Linked DNA regions of Mus musculus: region 2 is linked to region 1. The links are chromatin loops, found by intact Hi-C in ENCODE. Cell type or tissue: left cerebral cortex. All regions are shown on one strand. Each heading gives the region's core, and the rest is flanking DNA. Links, peaks and the distances in the headings are about the cores only. Region 1 overlaps Gm32187 (a long non-coding RNA gene). Region 2 overlaps Gm32269 (a long non-coding RNA gene).

Region 1 (9,438 bases), core at 384-8,383:
CAAAAAATGGGGTCTTCCTTCTTCCAGTATCTTTTATACAGGCTTCCACCAGATGGTGTGGCTCAGATTTAGGGTGGGTCTTCTGACCTCAGAGATCCACTTTTATCAAAAGACTTCCCATCTCAAATAATCCAATTAAGAAAAAAATCCAATATAGGAGATGGTCAGCTCCATAATGAACACACTAATTAGCTGTTCAGTGCCAAACAGTCAGTCCTGAAATGTCCTGAAAACATACATACAAAATATACAAAACATACAAAAGAATAATACTCCATGAACCGAGATTATATTTAGGCCTATATACACATACACACCATAACAACGGATGGGAGGAGAGGCCATGAATTTGAAGGAGACAGGAGGGAGAAATGTAAAGATTTGAATGATGGAGAGGTAATGGGAGAGAAGGGTAGGCCTTAGCTGAGCCATGATCACCATGCTTGAGCTCCCCAGAGTCTCCTCATGGACTGTATCCTCAGGTAAGGGTTGTAGGCTCATACTTTTCAGAATCTACTTTAATAAGTGTACTTAAATGCTTTAACTTACCTCCTAGACCACCACCCACCAGAGGTAGTGGAAAGGAAAGGGTAATAGGGTATTGGGGGGTGTGGACCTCTTTAGAAGTAGTTCTTTGGAGCTCACATAATCTGCATTGTCCGGGTATCAGCAGTTCACTTCCCAGGAATCAGTAGCAGCAGCTCCATCCACTCACAAACTCCATTCAAGAATCAAAACAGCAGTTTGATCCACAAGAAACTGAGAGCCTTTGCCAATTGGTCCAAGTCTGTGGAAGCAGCAAGAAGCCACCAGAACATTACCAGAAGTTCTTTGGTGCATTTCTTTCTATGAAATCATGACAAAAGATGACCAGCAAAGAGTGGCAAGGCAAACCAATACCACACAGCATAATTGTCAGTTGGGTTATATTTTCCAAACATCATGTGTTCTCTAAAGCATCCTCTCTAGAAAAGCTCCACATATCCCCTTTCTAGGCTGCCTCCAGAAAAACATCATATATCTCTTCTCAGAAAAATATCCTCCCATGTGTCTGCTTCAGCAAAACCATCCTCTTAGAAGACAGTTTCCAGAAAAAAAAATCACAAGACACAACTGAGTCTCCAAATAAACAAGAAATTTCTACTTCAAAGGGTCCTGAGTAGGACACAAATGACTCAGTTAAAAAATATTTCAAAATCACATGGAACATTTCAACAGTGTCTTGATCCTAAAAAGACTCTATCTTCCTGGGCTTGCAACAAGGTTCACTGGCATTCCATGGCTATAGTGTTAAAGATATGCCCAAGAGACTTTTATAAGGAACTCAAAGAACCAACAGTTCTGGTTGATACAGGGAAGACCAGGTCTAAGAAGTTCTATTCCAAAATGCTGGTGTAGATAAGAAGCATATCTTTAAAGTTGTTATATTCCACCAAAGGAACCATCTTGAATCTAGCATAAGTAGATCCCTTCTAAAAGGATATGAACTAAGGAGCTAGAGACATAGAAGGATGAGTGAGGATTGTGAAGACATTGTGAAAACTTGCATATTTGAGTCCAGGGCTATGGTGAGCTGGCAGGTATGTGAGCTTGTACTGAGCAAAGGAGCTTAGCTGTAGTAGGTTAGATGTAAAGATATGAGAGACCATTTGGTCAGACAGCACAATTATAAGAAAGAGCCCCAGAGCATCTCATGTCCTCAAGCCAGGGGTTGGTTATTCTGCATATTCTATCTGGATACACCCATTATTTTTCTACAACTTCTCTTTTATTTGAATGTGAAATGGTCCCCAGAGCCTCATGTGTTTGCAGAGTCAGTCCCTGACTGATTGAACTGTTAGAAGGTTGTAGAACTTTGGGGAAAGTGTCATCTTGCTGCAGGAAGCACATCAATAGTGGTAGACCTTAAGACTTCATAGCCAAGCAATGTTTATTATCTGCTTTCTGCTTCTTGATTACAGATACATGTGAACATCTGCTCTGTGTTCTGTCGCCACATTTTCCCCTCAATGATAAAACAAAATGAGGCCTTACCTCTAAGATGCTTTTGTAGCAGGTATTCATTCATAGAGATAAGAAAAGTGTCTTTTACACAATTTAGCCCAAGCAAGCCTGAATGCAATTCTGTTATTTGCCTTTAGTTGTCAATGAAAAACATTTCTAGTTTACAGGCAGTTACCCTGTGAACACTAATCTTATGTGAAACATTCTTTACCAAAAACGGGTACTCAATAATTTGGCATTATAAGAATAAGCAAACAAATTAAACATAAAACCCAGAGAAAATATTCTAAAGCAAGAGTCTTTCACTATGATTCTACAAGTTGGTGGTCTAATTTATGCATTGATAGCTTCTAAGTCTTGCCAATACAAATTATTCCTCTTCCTCCTCCTCCTTGAGAAGCCCATCCTTCATGGATGCGTGGATAGTCTTCCTGAATATGGAACTTTAGGTGTCAGGCACAGCAATCTCAGAGGCTAGGTTAAGCATCTTGGCAACCTCACACACTCTTACCACATCTGCTATCACAGACTCTGGCAAAAACAGCACAGGAGGCAGGAATGGGGAATGGAGAAAAGTTCTTAGTCTTTGACAAAGGTGACTATCTCAGGCTCAGATTCAGGGTCCCCCAAAGGGTGCAGTAGGGATGAGATGCCGAAGTGTGTCATATGCCAATATGTTGAACACATATACATCATGTGTGTGCAACATCCTTCTCTCATTCCCTGTATACATATGCTGTATACATATACTACACAGCCCAGAGATGCAAAGGAAGATAACAATGAACAAGATAACAATGGTAGAAACATAGCAGTTAACAATGCTCATTTTTTTTATGAACAGGGTAGAATATCTGAGGCCAGTGTTTAAAAATCTTTACTGTTAATGCTCCACAATCTATGGGACTTAGGCCCTGAACATTGACTATGGGTGCTGAAGAATTAAGTAAGGACTGACACATGGACACAATGGCAGTGATGTTGGAACCAAGTGAGATTGCTACCTCTGCAGCCAAGACCTTCAGGAACTTTTATTAAGTACAGCACAAGGGAAGAGGGTAGCCTTAGAAGGAGGCTGTTCTAGGTGAGCAGTCTCAGGCTGTAATCATCTGAGGAGGAAGCTGCAGTCACTAGTCTTTGTACATCTTTGTCAAAGGCCATAACACTCATACAAGAATGTATGAAAAAAGCTTTGGCATTCCTCTTGAACCTGGTTCATATGCATAATGGCTTTGCCAGTTTTTCATGGATCCAAAGCCCTGAAGTACTCCACATGGCTGGGCCTATGTCAACAATACATATTCAGTCAGGACTTCCCTCATTCTGGCCTTCTTTCCATCCCTACAGAACATTAAAATACACATAGGAAAACTCTGAAATGTTATCTTCTGTGACTTGTTTTCAAAGTGCCTATCTTAGGCAAGGTGAGCAATCAAAGGCATTTGCTATTTCAGTCCCATCCTGTTCAGAAAGACATCATATTACCTCATAAGATTCAGTACACTTTTTGTCATTGTAAATCTGAGAATTTTCAGTAATTCTCTAACATGCCTGCTTACTTACTTCCTCATATAAATCTTCTATCTTTAGCATAACAACTAAAATTAAATTTTTCTTTTCATTCTCAGTAGTTACATGGCTCCTATCATAGAAACTTCCAAATTTCACTAGAATTCTTAAGGAAAAAAAATCAATTGATGAGGAAACACAAGCTTAAAAGATAATGACAAGCTATAGATTTGAATCTGCACCTGAAGTTGTCGATTTCTAGAGTAAGTTGGCAGTGATTCAGGGGAAGTCTTACTCCTCTTAAGAAAGTGGAATGGAACTTTGGATATCTGTGAGTCTCAATCAGGAACTCTCACTACAATTCCCTGGAAGCCTGCTAATATTTCAGGTTTTAGAACCTCCACACAGGCATGCAATAGTAGTATTATCTACTATAGTAGCTAATCTATAACCTACAAGGGCCTAGCAAACAATAAAGTTTGAGTAGCTAGCTAATCCTGCCCACATTATTTTCTGTGGGGTTGTATTATGTAGCAATTTTTATTAGCAGTGGTGATAATCAGTAATGCAGTTTTGATGTAGTCTAATCTCATTCTCCTAAAATTATGTCAGCAAGCTGGAACATGGTGAATTACTCCTGATCCAAAGACAAGGAGAGATGGTTTAGAACCTCTGATGGTGCTCCTTTCCCAGTGAGATTACAGGCATCTCCCAGTGCTAATGTGAGAAATTCTTCATATACCAAGATGGTCAATTTAAAATCTCACACAGATTGTGTGTAGGTGGACTTCAGAGTCTGTGGACAATGCTCAAAATAGTTGGAGCTCCCACATTAGGCTTCAAACGAGGTCTGCTGCTGTCTCTCTGTTCTTTGTATACCATATTCTAAACCTGCAGGTGCCTAGGGATATGCTGATTCTTGTAAACACACATACCAAAAGTACAGTGTGCTCTGCATCTTCATCCTGATATTCTTTCTGAAATAACAGATCAGACCTGAATCCAGCCTATTTGAGATTTGTGTTCATCTGTGCACCATGCACACAGTACCAGGCTTCTTCCTGGACTCCCTCCATCATTGTTTCTCAGTTCAGTTCCTTCTCTTATCCCTTCATGAGGCATCATCACTATCTTCTTTCATTCTTTCAGAATGTGCAAATGTGCAGTTTCTGCATGGATGTTGACCAACATTCTTTTTTTTTTAATTTATTTGTTTATTTATTTATTTATTTATTTATTTATTTATTTATTTAATTAGGTATTTTCTTCATTTACATTTCCAATGCTATCCCAAAAGTCCCCATGCCCTACCCCCAACTCCCCTACTCACCCACTCCCACTTTTTGGCCCAGGCATTCCCCTGTACTGGGGCATATAAAGTTTGCAAGTCCAATGGGCCTCTCTTTCCACTGATGGCCAACTAGGCCATCTTCTGATACATATGCAGCTAGAGTCAAGAGCCCAGGGGTACTGGTTACTTCATATTGTAGTTCTACCTATAGGGTTGCAGATCCCTTTAGCTCCTTGGTTACTTTCTCTAGCTCCTCCATTGGGGGCTCTGTGATCCATCCAATAGCTGACTGTGAGCATCCACTTCTGTGTTTGCTAGGCCCCGGCATAGTCTCACAAGAGACAGCTATGTCAGGGACCTTTCAGCAAAATCTTGCTAGTGTATGCAATGGTGTCAGCGTTTGGAGGATGATTATGGGATGGATCCCCAGAAATGACAGTCTCTAGATGGTCCATCCTTTTGTCTCAGCTCCAAACTGTGTCTCTGTAACTCCTTCCATGGGTGTTTTGTTCCCAATTCTAAGAAGGGGCAAAGTGGCCATACTTTGATCTTGGTTCTTCTTGAGTTTCATGTGTTTAGCAAATTGTATCTTATATCTTGGGTATTCTAAGTTTCTGGGCTAATATCCACTTATCAGTAAGTACATATTGTGTGAGTTCTTTTGTGATTGGGTTACCTCACTCAGGATGATGCCTTCTAGGTCCATCCATTTGCCTAGTAATTTCATAAATTCATTCTTTTTAATAGCTGAGTAGTACTCCATTGTGTAGATGTACCAAATTTTCTGTATCCATTCCTCTGTTAAGGGACATCTGGGTTCTTTCCAGCTTCTAGCTATTATTAATAAGGCTGCTATGAACGTAGTGGAGCATGTGTCCTTCTTACCGGTTGGAACATCTTCTGGATATATGCCCAGGAGAGGTATTGCACGGTCGTCTGGGAGTACTATGTCCAATTTTCTGAGGAACCGCCAGAATGATTTTCAGAGTGGTTGTACAAGCTTGCAATCCCACCAACAATGGAGGACTGTTCCTCTTGCTCCACATCCTCACCAGCATCTGCTGTCACCTGAATTTTTGATCTTAGCCATTCTGACTGGTGTGAGGTGGAATCTCAGGGTTGTTTTGATTTGCATTTCCCTGATGATTAAGGATGTTGAACATTTTTTCAGGTGCTTCTCAGCCATTCGGTATTCCTCAGGTGAGAATTCTTTGTTTAACTCTGAGCCCCATTTTTAATGGGGTTATCTGATTTTCTGGGGTCCACCCTCTTGAGTTCTTTACATATATTGGATATTAGTCGCCTATGTGATTTAGGATAGGTAAATATCCTTTCCCAACCTGTTGGTGGTCTTTTTGTCTTATTGACGGTGTCTTTTGCCTTACAGAAGCTTTGCAATTTTATGAGGTCCCATTTGTTGATTCTCAGTCTTACAGCACAGGCCATTGCTTTTCTATTCAGGAATATTTCCCCTGTACCTATATCATCGAGGCTTTTCCCTACTTTCTCCTCTATAAGTTTCAGTGTCTCTGTTTTATGTGGAGTTTCTTAATCCACTTAGATTTGACCTTAGTACAAAGAGAAAGAATGGATCAATTCACATTCTTCTAAATGATAACCGCCAGTTGTGCCAGCACCATTTGTTGAAGATGCTGTCTTTTTTCCACTGGATGGTTTTAATTCCCTTGTCAAAGATCAAGTGACCATAGGTGTGTGGGTTCATTTCTGGGTCTTCAATTTTATTCCATTGGTCTACTTGTCTGTTGCTATACCAGTACCATGCCGTTTTTATCACAATTGCTCTGTAGTACAGCTTTAGGTCAGGCATGGTGATTCCACCAGAGGTTCTCTTATCCTTGAAAAGACTTTTTGCTATCCTAGGTTTTTTGCTATTCCAGATGAATTTGCAGATTGCCCTTTCTAATTCGTTGAAGAATTGAGTTGGAATTTTAATGGGGATTGCATTGAATCTGTATATTGCTTTTGGCAAGATAGCCATTTTTACTATATTGATCCTGCCAATCCATGAGCATGGGAGATCTTTCCATCTTTTGAGATTTTCTTTAATTTCTTTCTTCAGATACTTGAAGTTCTTATCATAAAGATCTTTCACTTCCTTAGTTAGAGTCACGCCAAAGTATTTTATATTATTTGTGACTATTGAGAAGGGTGTTGTTTCCCTAATTTCTTTCTCAGCCTGTTTATCCTTTGTGTAGAGAAAGGCCATTGCCTTGTTTGAGTTGATTTTATATCCAGTTACTTCATTGAAGCTGTTTATCAGGCTTAGGAGTTCTCTGGTGAATTTTTAGGGTCACTTATATATACTATCATATCATCTGCAAAAAGTGATATTTTGACTTCTTCCTTTCCAGTTTGCATCCCCTTGATCTCCTTTTGTTGTTGAATTTCTCTGGGTTGGACTTCAAATACAATGTTGAATAGGTAGGGAGAAAGTGGGCAGCCTTGTCTAGTCCCTGATTTTAGTTAGATTTCTTCTAATTTCTCTCTATTTAGTTTAATAATGGCTCCTGGTTTCCTGTAGATTGCTTTTATTATGTTTAGGTATGGGCCTTGAATTCCTGACCTTTCCAAAACTTTTATCATGAAGGTGTGTCCGATTTTGTCAAATGTTTTCTCAGCATAAAAGGAAAGATATTGTGTGAATTTCGTTTTATCATGGAATACTTTGGTTTCTCCATCTATAGTAATTGAGAGTTTTGCTGGGTATAGCCTGGGCTGGCATTTGTGTTCTCTTAGGATCTGTATAAAATCTGTCCAGGATCTTCTGGCTTTCATAGTCTCTGGTGAAAAATCTGGTATAATTCTGATAGGCTTGCCTTTATATGTTCCTTGACCTTTTCCCCTTACTTCTTTAAATATTCTATCTTTATTTAGTGCATTTGTTGTTCTGATTATTATGTGTCAGGAGGAATTTCTTTTCTGGTCCAGTCTATTTGGAGTTCTGTAGGCTTCTTTTATGTTCATGGGCATCTCTTTCTTTAGGTTTGGGAAGGTTTTTTCTTTTTTTTTCTATAATTTTGTTGAAGATATTTGCTGGCCCTTTGAGTTGAAAATCTTCATTCTCATCTACTCCTATTATCCATATGTTTGGTCTTCTCATTGTGTCCTGGATTTGTGGATGTTTTGAGTTAGGATCGTTTTGCATTTTGTATTTTCTTTGACTGTTGTGCTGATGTTCTCTATGGAATCTTCTGCACCTGAGATTCTCTCTTCCATCTCTTGTATTCTGTTGCTGATGCTTGCACCTATGGTTCCAGATTTCTTTCCTAGGGTTTCTATCTCCAGCGTTGTCTCACTTTCAGTTTCCTTTATTGTGTCTATTTCGATTTTTAGGTCTTGGATGGTTTTGTTCAATTCTATCACGTGTTTTGTAGGTTTGTGTGTCAGCCTCCATGTGCCTCTGTGCCAACGTACAAGTGTTTCTAGGTGTCCTCGATGGTAATCAATGTGTATGGTGTGTGCCTGGTTGCCTGAGGATCTTCAAAGTGAATATACCATGTATTCCCTACTGCTGTGTGGCTCCTGGAATTATCTTTCCCCTCACATTTTCCCTCTCCTTTCTTGGCACTGCAGCTGAGACCTCACACTGGAATTTTTGAACTCAAAATTAACATGAGGCTCACCTAATAAATTAATAAACTTACCTTGCATTCTACAGAGCAGTACATTTTTGCAAATACCTTCCAGCTTGTTTTCTCCCAGTGGACCCAGAGTTCACATCTGAACCTTGATTGGCCATTCTCCTGATATTCTGGGGAGAAATGGATGACTATGGCTTACTAAAGCACCATCAATAGTATGTGACACTTTGGCAGCTTCCATGGAGCTGATGAAAATGTCACTCAGCTTGGCAGGCCAGTGGTACAAATAGAGAAACAGATAACTATCCTCTCTTGGAACATCCTTCCTGGCTGTCCCTTTCTCTCAGCCCTACCCTGTACAGTCTCTCTTAAGATATCATTTCTCTAAGGATAAGCTGGGAATATCTCCCTGGGTATTAATATCAATATGTTCCAGTCACTGTCTTATGACCACTTCTGGGGAACTTCAATACAGGATTCTTATTGGAACTTCAACCCCAGTGAACCTGGTTGGGGCACCCCTCCTTCCCACCCCAATGGCTCTTGTTCTCATTTTCATTTCTGTGTTTTATGAATGCTACCTCGGTATTCAAAGTGATAACTCGAGGAACATATAACTAATGGCCCATTCTCCTCTTTCCTTTACACACTAAGTGCCAGCAGCAACAGTAAAAACCAAGCTTGTAGCCTGGAACATGTCTCCCCAAGGATCCCTTGGCTGGCTGGTCTCCACAAGACATTCTACACCAAACTCTAGCTACCCTTCTATCAAGGCAAAGGAAAGGCATTAGGCAGAAACCATATTAGGTAGGGATCTGATGGTTATCAATGAGATAATACATATAATTTATGAAACACCAGTTACCCATGAGAACAATAACCAACAGATAAATTCTGAAACAAAGTACCTAGAACTAGTTACAGGATACATTTGGGCCCCATGTAAATTGAGAATTTAAATGGGTTAGTCTGTTGAATAGGCAAAGAGGGACTATAAAGCAGCAACTTATTCAGAGGATGTCAGATGCTAGA
Region 2 (9,438 bases), core at 372-8,371, 93 kb after region 1:
GAAATGTCAGCAGTCAAGGTTGCACTTCCCCAAATGATAGCCATGCCAGTTCCAAAGACAGGGCACCTTCAGAATGAGAGGCCAAGATTAGTTCTGCCAATTTGCAAGGAACTGGCAAAGTGAATGTTGGCATGGCTGCTGGAGAGCTCAGTGCCTCGGAAACAAAACAGCCATGCTTTTCTTTCTTTATAGTTGAGTAGATTCAGTTTCAAATTACAGCCATAACTTTCTTGTTTATTTGTGAGGAGCTGATACAAACTCACCCATGTTGGTAGTTGGTACTTCTTAAGAAAAGCAGAGAAACAAAAATAAATGACGCCCACATAAAGAGTTCTATGAAACCATGAATAACAAGCTGATACTTCAGACCTAAGAAACTTTTCAGACACACACAAACAGGCATACATACATAGATTTGTGCATATGTGTACATGTACACACATACACAAACATATACATACATACATATATACATACATACATACATACATACATACATACATTGCACATACTCATATACTTTCACAAAGACACACATATATACTTGTACACATACATGATGCTTCCTGGCTATGTCACTGATCCAGCTGGACCTAGTGTGTGAACTGACTTACTTGTTTTCTGACACTCATATTCACCAGAAATGTTGAAAATAACAGAAACTGCTCTACTCAGCCAAGAATGGGATCTTTTACATTGACCCATGAGTTTTTTTTTAAGTGTTCTCTATCCATTACTATTTGCACTCAATTTATTTTCATTTAATGTATCTTAAAAGTTTCTCCCACCATCTCATAAGCATTTGCTGATAACCTCTCAGAGGATCCCAGCCACTCCGAGAAATGAGACCTCAGGTGGTCTTCACCCTAAAGGCCACTTTCTTTCTGTTTTGGTTCAGATCAGTGTGTTGTCTCACTTCTTCTTCAGTCTCTTTGGCATCTTTTTAAATACTTACTTTATTTACATTATATGCATACACATGGGGGTGTGCAGGCAGCAGCAGAGGCCAGAGATGTAAGATCCCCCTGAAGCTGGAGTCACAGGTGATTTTTAGCTGTCCCTGTGGATGCTGGGAATCAAACTCAGACCTTCTGCAAGAGCGGTACACTGTTGATTTTGCGTCATCTCTCCAACCCTTCTTTGGTAGGTCATGAGATTCTCGCCCCATTTTCCTTAGGTTTGCTCATAGTACCACAGAGGAAGACAGTTGAAGGCCACACACATGCCTGACCCTTTTACTCTACAGATGTGGCTCTACTGCACTTTCACTGCACAGGTCACCTCTGCATGCTACATACACTGTGTCCTGCCCAGAGTCCTCAATTCTCAACCTTGCTCAACCCCTCCCCCCTTTTACAGCTGTAACCTTCCATGGTACCATTCATTCTTATCATCCTCACTCTATATTTAGAAACTAGCTGCCTAATTAATCTGCCTAAGCATCATCCTTCCTATAACTCCCTCCCTCCATCAACCTATCCCCTAACTACCATCCATCCTATAACACCTTCTCCCTATCAATCCATCCCTTAACCACTATCCATTCTATAACATCCCCCTTTATAATTCTACCCCTTTCTACCTTTCCTTCAGTTTCTCTCATATTTACTATAAAATCCTTGTGCTCAAAATTCCCCCAACCTTAACCCAGATATGATCATGCACAATTGCAATCCCAGTAATTGGAAGAATGAGGCAGGGGGATGGCAGGTTTTCAGCCATCCCTACTACACAGAGAAGGACTTGTCCTCAAAAAAGAAAATGAAACAAAATAGAATTCTCTAAATGCAGAACACTGAGAAGAAGAGATACAGGGCTAAGAAGACCATAAGGAAGTCAGCCATCGCCCAGGGTAGATTTTTGTGCTTTTAAACCTCTGATTTCAAAGCATAATTTATTTTTACTTTTGTTTTGTTTTGTTTTGTTTTAATTTAAATGAGTGAACCACTTTAACTTTCAAAGACCAGACTTAATCAGTCTGTTTAAGCAGTTCCAAAGCATAAGGAAGAAATTTATAAATATATTTAATTCAGCAATATACTTGACAAATTAGCTGACAGAAATCTCACCATCAGTGTCAGGCCATCTCCCTGCAGACCCTAGATAAGTGCAAGCAAACACAATGGAAATATACAAATCAGAAAACAGAAGCCATCTCTCATGGGACTATACACAAACCCTAGATAAGTGCAAACATGATAGAAATATACAAGTCAGGAAGCAGAATGCAGAGTCTGTAGAGTTTACAGTCAGTGTCATATTGGAGCACATGGATGGCACAAGGAAAATACTACTCATTGCTTCAATAATACCAAATGAAATGTTACGGAAAAATTAAGTTGCATTCCTACTGGAAAGCATTAACATTAATTTCCAAACCAAGCTTATGAGTGAAACTGAAAAATTCCTCTTAAATAGCACCGATAATGAGAAAAGACATTCTAAATTCTCATGGTTCACAAGGTACAAATGATGCTCCCCACCAAGGAATGCCATGTATCCATATAAGAAAGACATCATGCCATAACTTAAAGCACATTTGCCAGAGGAATGAAAATTTAAGTTGGTGGTCTGAAGTAAAAAGGCTAACCATGTGACTTCATCCATATTTCTATGTACTTGTTACAATAAGATAAAACTACACTTTCCTCTGCAGGGACTCTCTGCAGAAATACGGAGAAAATTCCAAGTGTGAAATCTGGAAATTGTTTATTCATTTTGCTTTAAAGTCATTGAAATAGACTGAATTTATCTGATTTTTGAAGTTTAAAAGTTCAGATGTTTAAACAAAAGTATGATTAAAACGTTCATGGCAGGATAGCAGTGTTTAGAAAGCAAATTTATAAAAATAATTATAGTTGTTTTATATAGATGAAAACTACAGAAATAATGAACTGCCTAAAAGGAACCATCATAATAATAAGACTGTGAAGAAATTTCCAAAAACATAGGCGGAATAGATACATACCCCTGAAAGAAATAAAAAATGTTAAGCTTCTGCAGAGGGAATAAGGATGACTAATTCGGGAAGATATTGGCTGAACTGGTTAGGAAATGTCAAAAGAATAAACTACTCTCAATGCCTGAGTTTGAGAAACAGCAAAATGTTACAGTTGAGTGCAGACAGGCTTCTAGAAACCAAGTCATGATCCTTAGAGTTGAATTGTGCTGCTAAAGAAAGAGACAGCAATAAAAATGCCCAAGGAGGCAGTCACTGAAAAGGAAAGTAGGAGAAAGAGGCCTTTAAGCAAACAGCATGAAGGCAGATTATTTAATTAAAGGTATTTGAAAAATAAACTGGTAGATAAAAAGCATACCTGGCTTCCACTTCCTTTATTACAACAGTATCCATTCCAGAACGATGAAACACTAAATAGCTGTGAAATAACTAACACTGTAAAATGTCTAGAACATAACTAAATACACAAAGCCAAGTTTATGCTAGTGAATATAATACAAACAACATCATTTTTACAGGGAAAAACGGTAAACAAAGCTAAGTGAAAAACAGTAAATGGACAATAGTATATATCATACATTAGACGTGGTGCTAGTTAGTTTTTGAAATTGAAAGTTTAATTGATTTTTTAGTTTACATACAAAATAATGCGTCTCATTATAACACTGTCACAAATGTATTTTTGAACATCATAGTCACAAACCATCCTCACCCCACACACACTCATGCTTTATCCTCTGCCTGGTCCCCTTCCAGCTCCCAAAATAGTCCCCTTTGATGGTTAATCTTCACTGGCAATTTAATGGGATTAGAATCTCCGTGGAAACAAATCTCTGGGCAGTCTGTGAGACATCATCTAAATTAGATTAATTGAAGTGAGAAAACTCATGCTAAATGTGAGCAATGCCTTTCCCTAAGCTGGAATAATGGACTGAATAAAAAGAGAAAAGTCAACTGAGCTAAGGATTCCTTTCCTGACAGTGGATGCAATATAACACCTTCTTCCTGAGAGTGGATACATTGAGAGCCCTGCTCCCTGACAGTGGATACAACGTAGCCCAATTCCCTTTAACTCCCGATACCATGCCCCCACCAGGATAGACAATATCTTGAAACTGTGAAACATTTTGTACCTCAGGGTCTTTCATAATAATAACAAGGCAAATAACTAATATATCTCCCCCTAATACCTTCTGTCTAGGATTGTTTTGGCTTCCTTTTCATCTTTATGATTTTTTTTCAGTTTCTGAGAAGAGTTTCATTTAATTTTCATAGTGATTATTTGCAATTTGTAGGTTACTTTTGATAATACTTTTGATCATGAACATGGGAATTCTTTCCAAATCTAGGTTTTCTTCAATACCAATCTTCAACATACATACATATACAAATACATACACATAGACATATGCATATACATATACATCATATGCAGGTACATATACATATACATGTACACGTACACGTACACATACACATAAATATACTGTTGTTATTTTCAAACTGCTGCTTGAGTAAAAGTGTTTTTCAGAATTAAGAGCTTTCTAGTGGAGTCTGGGTCTTTTACAAGTAGGGATAATCAAACTTTTTTTTTTTTTTTTTTTTTTTTTGAGACAGGGTTTCTCTGTATAGCCCTTGCTGTCCTGGAACTCACTCTGTAGACCAGGCTGGCCTCGAACTCAGAAATCCACCTGCCTCTGCCTCCCAAGTGCTGGGATTAAAGGCATGAGACACCACTTGCCCAGCACTTTTTTGTTTTTTATTAGATTCATTTCATTTCTTTCTCTTACCTTATTCCTCTAAGATTTCAAGCAGCAGACTGAACATAAATAGAAGCAGTGGGCACCTTTAGCTAATTCAAAATTTTAAGAAATGCTTCAGTGGTTAAAAGCATATACAACTCTTGTAGAAGACCCAAGTTCAATCCCACATCCCATCTGTCAGCTCATAACCATCTGTCATTCAAGCTCCAGGGGAATCCAAATCCTCTGGTCTCAGAAGGTACCCGCAGTTATTCATATACACATGTACACGTGTATACACACACACACCCCTAAAATTAAAATAAATCTTTGAAACCTATTTTACAGAAAATGATTTGGGTTTTTCCACATTTACAATTATCATTGACTATAGTCATTGTAGACATAGCCTGTGCTGTGTTGATATATGTTCCTTCTATTCCTGGCTTTTTTCATGGATGATTGTAATAGAATACTAAGTTTTAAGGTCTTTCATGTATCTATTAAGGTGATCATGTGATAATAGATCAGAGTCTATTTATATGGTATCACATTTATAGTTTCATATATATAGAACCATTCTTTCATCCATGGAATTAAGCAAAATTTGTTGTTAATGTAAATCCTTATATAATATTCTATCTGTTTTGCAAACATCTTATTGAAGATTTCTGTGTCTCTGCTATTCAATAAAATTGATCTATACTTTCTTTTATTGTAATATCCTTATCTGACTTGAGTATAGTGGTTATTCCTACTTCAAATGCTCAGTTCAGTGGTGTCCTTACCTTTCTGTTTTAGGAAAACGTTGGAGGGCTGGAACACAGTACAAGAATGGAGTAGTGTAAGGAGAATTCTGAATGCTTGTAAGAACATTTCAAGAAAATAAGACAAGGGTCTTGTGCCCTCAGTCTATTTTCAAAACCATGGAATTTCTCTTGAAATGTACTTTTATGCCCCTCCCAGGTGTAGTGGGTAGGGGTGAATTTAATTTAGATTATTCATTACACCAAGATATTAATATTTGTTTATATGCCTCCTTTAAAAAAAAAAACATGTTTTTGCCATGTATGGCTTGTTGATCTGTGGCTTGCCCAACATGTGTAGCCTGCATGCCACTATGTGTCTTACCCATGTACCTGTATACTTTATTCATGTGACTTCTCTTAACCCTCAGAGTAATAAATTGTCTGATGCTCTGAGTAATGTTCAATATTTCATGAGACTTTAGTCTGCCTCCTTTTTAGGCTCTATTTTCCCAGGTCCAACAACCAATTAGCGTGGTTAACATTTGAGGAACATTGGAAGTCCTAGGGGAATCTTCTTTAATAGCCAGGAAGAGTAAGTCTCCTCATCCCTGGGCTTCTGCTCTGAGACTGCCTTTACTATTAATTCAGTGTTGTTGCTTTCGTTCATATTTTTAACTGTTTAAGCTGCTTTTTATTTTCTGACTTAATTTTGGTATGCATTATGTATCTAAGGATTTATCTATTTCTTTTTTTTTTATTAGATATTTTCTATATTTACATTTCAAATGCTATCCCGAAAGGTTCCCTATACACTCCCCCGACCTTACTCCCCTACCCATCCACTCCCACTTCTTGGCCCTGGAGTTCCCCTATACTGGGACATATAATACCAAGTGGCCACTCTTCCCAGTGATGGCCGACTAGGCCATCTTCTGCTACATATGCAGCTAAAGACATGAGCTCTGGGGGTACTGGTTAGTTCATATTGTTGTTCCACCTATAGGGTTGCAGGCACCTTCAGCTCCTTGAGTGCTTTCTTTAGCTCCTCCATGGGGGGGGGGGGTCCTGTGTTCTATCCTATAGTTGACTGTGAGCATCCACTTCTGTATTTGCCAGGCACTGGCATAGCCTCATATGAGACAGCTATATCAGGGTCCTTTCTGCAAAATCTTTCTGGGATATGCAATACTGTCTGGGTTTGGTGACTGATTATGGGATGTATCCCCGGGTGGGGTAGTCTCTGGATAGTCCATCCTTTTGACTTAGCTCCAAACTTTGCCTCTGTAACTCCTTTCATGGGTGTTTTGTACCCTATTCTAAGTATTCTAAGTTTCTGGGCTAATATCCACTTAGTGAGTGCATATCTAATGACTTCTTTTGTGATTGGGTTACATCACTAAGGATGATATCCTCGAGATACATCCATTTGCCCAAGAATTTCATAAATTCATGGTTTTTAATAGCTGAGTGGTACTCCGTTGTGTAAATGTATCACATTTTTTTTTGTATCCATTCCTCTTTTGAGGGACATCTGAGTTCTTTCCAGCTTCTGGCTATTATAAATAAGACTGCTATGAACATAGTAGAGCATGTGTTCTTATTACCAGTTAGAACATCTTCTGGGTATATGCCCAGGCTGGATCTTCTGGTAGGAATATGTCCAATTCTCTGAGGAACCTCCAGACTGACTTCCAGAGTGGTTGTACAAGCTTGCAATCCCACCAGCAGTGGAGGAGTGTTCCTCTTTCTCCACATTCTCTCCAGCATCTGCTGTCACCTGAATTTTTGATCTTAGCCATTCTGACTGGTGTGAGGTGGAATCTCAAGGTTGTTTTGATTTGCATTTCCCTGCTGATTAAGGATGTTGAACATTTTTTTCAGTTGCTTCTCAGCGATTCCGTATTCCTCAGATGAGAATTCTTTGTTTAGGTCAGTACCCCATTTTTTAAATGGGGTTATTTCAATTTCTGGAGTCCAGCTTCTTGAGATCTTTGTATATGTTGCATATTAGTCCCCTATCAGATTTAGGACTGGTAAAAATCCTTTCCCAATCTGTTGGTGGCCTTTTTGCTTATCAACAGTGTCTTTTGCCTTACAGAAGCTTTGCAATTTTATGAGATCTCATTTGTCAATTCCTAATTATAGCACAAGTCATTGCTGTTCTGTTTAGGAATTTTCCCCCTGTGCCCACATCTTCGAGGCTTTTCCCCACTTTCTCCTCTATAACTTTCAGTGTCTCTGGTTTTATGTGGAGTTCCTTGATTCACTTAGACTTGAGCTTTGTACAAGTAGATAAGAATGGATCAATTCCCATTCTTCTACATGATAACTGCCAGTTGTGCCTGCACCATTTGTTGAAAATGCTGTCTATTTTCCACTGGATGGTTTTAGTTCCCTTGTCAAATTTCAAGTAACCATAGGTGTGTGGATTCATTTCTGAGTCTTCAATTCTATTCCATTGATCTACCTGTCTGTCACTCTACCAGTACCATGCAGGTTATCACAATTTCTCTGTAGTACACCTTGAGGTCAGCGGTAGTGATTCCACCAGAGGTTCTCTTATTGTTGAGAATTTGGCTACCCTAGCTTTTTATTATTCCAGATGAATTTGCAAATTGCACTTTCTAACTCAGTGTATAATTGAGCTGGAATTTTGATGGGGATTGCTTTGAATCTGTAGATTGCTTTCGGCAGGATAGCCATTTTGACTATATTAATCCTGCCAATCCATGAGCATGGAGGAGCTTTCCATCTTCTGAGATCTTCAATTTCTTTCTTCAGAGACTTGAACTTCTCATCATAGAGATCTTTCACTTCCTTAGTTAGAGTCAGACCAAGGTATTTTATATTATTTGTGACTATTGTGAAAGGTGTTGTTTCCCTAACTTCTTTCTTAGCCCGGTTATCCTTTGTGTAGAGATATTTTATATCCAGCTACTGCAATGAAGCTGTTTACCAGGTTTAGGAGTTCTCTGGTGGAATTTTTGGGATCAGTTATATATACTATCATATCATCTGCAAATAGTGATATTTTAACTTCTTCCTTTCCAATTTGTATCCCCTTGATCTCCTTTTGTCGCCGAATTGCTCTGGCTAGGACTTCAAGTACTATATTGAATAGGTAGGGAAAGAGTGGGCAGCCATGTCTAGTCCCTGATTTTAGTGGGATTGCTTTGAGTTTCTCTCCATTTAGTTTGATGTTAGCTACTGGTTTGCTGTATATTGCTTTTATTATGTTTACGTATGGGCCTTGAATTCTTGATCTTTCAAAAATTTTTATCATGAAGGGATGTTGGATTTTGTCAAATGCTTTCTCAGCATCTACTGAGATGATCATGTGGTTTTTGTCTTTGAGTTTGTTTATATAGTAAATTACATTGATGAATTTCTGTATATTAAACCATCCCTTCATTCCTGGGATAAAGTCTACTTGGTCATGTTGGATGATAATTTTGATGAGTTCCTACATTTGGTTTGGAGGATTTTATTGAGTATTTTTGCATCAATATTCATAAGGGAAATTGATCTGAATTTCTCTTTCTTTGTTGGATCTTTGTGTGGTTTAGGTATCAGAGTAATTGTGGCTTCATAGAATGAATTGGGTAGAGTATCTTCCATTTCTATTTTGTGAAATAGATTGAGGAGAGTTGGAATTAGGTCTTCTTTAAAGGTCTGCTAGAACTCTGCACTAAACCCATCTGGTCCTGGGCTGTTTTCTTTTGTTTGGTTTGGTTTTTTTGTTTGAGAGACTATTGATGACTGCTTCTATTTCTTTAGGAGAAATGGGACTGTTTAGATCATTAACCTGATCTGGATTTAACTTTGGTAACTGGTATCTGTCTAGGAAGTTGTCCATTTCATCCCAGTTTTCTAGTTTTGTTGAGTATAGCCTTTTGTAGTAGGCTCTGATTATGTTTTTGATTTCCATAGGATCTGTTGTTATGTCTCCTTTTTCATTTCTGATTTTGTTAATTACAATGCTGTCCCT

Evidence for each region. Hi-C counts contacts between places; a loop is a spot of excess contacts. Peaks named below come from ENCODE experiments on the same cell type or tissue, not always from the same donor. Only the 100,000 strongest peaks of a DNase experiment are listed, where the experiment ranks them.
Region 2: a loop joins it to region 1, with 15 times the contacts of the local background. A loop is called at or near these places in 3 of 42 quality-filtered maps.

The regions. Positions count from the first base shown.
Region 1 is chr14:17,509,642-17,519,079 of GRCm38, forward strand. It overlaps Gm32187 (a long non-coding RNA gene), which reads right to left. Exons shown (of 4, transcript XR_383104.2): 4 at 8,291-8,576. Among named protein-coding and RNA genes, the nearest start is that of Gm32187, 13 kb to the right of the region's middle. In left cerebral cortex, for the core only: no CTCF peak of the experiment used is centred there; DNase peaks (open chromatin) are centred at 2,499, 3,315, 3,843 and 4,328; H3K27ac peaks cover 2,015 bases.
Region 2 is chr14:17,602,485-17,611,922 of GRCm38, forward strand. All of the region lies in intron 2 of Gm32269 (a long non-coding RNA gene), which reads right to left. Among named protein-coding and RNA genes, the nearest start is that of Gm32269, 25 kb to the right of the region's middle. In left cerebral cortex, for the core only: no CTCF peak of the experiment used is centred there; DNase peaks (open chromatin) are centred at 3,749, 4,897 and 7,088.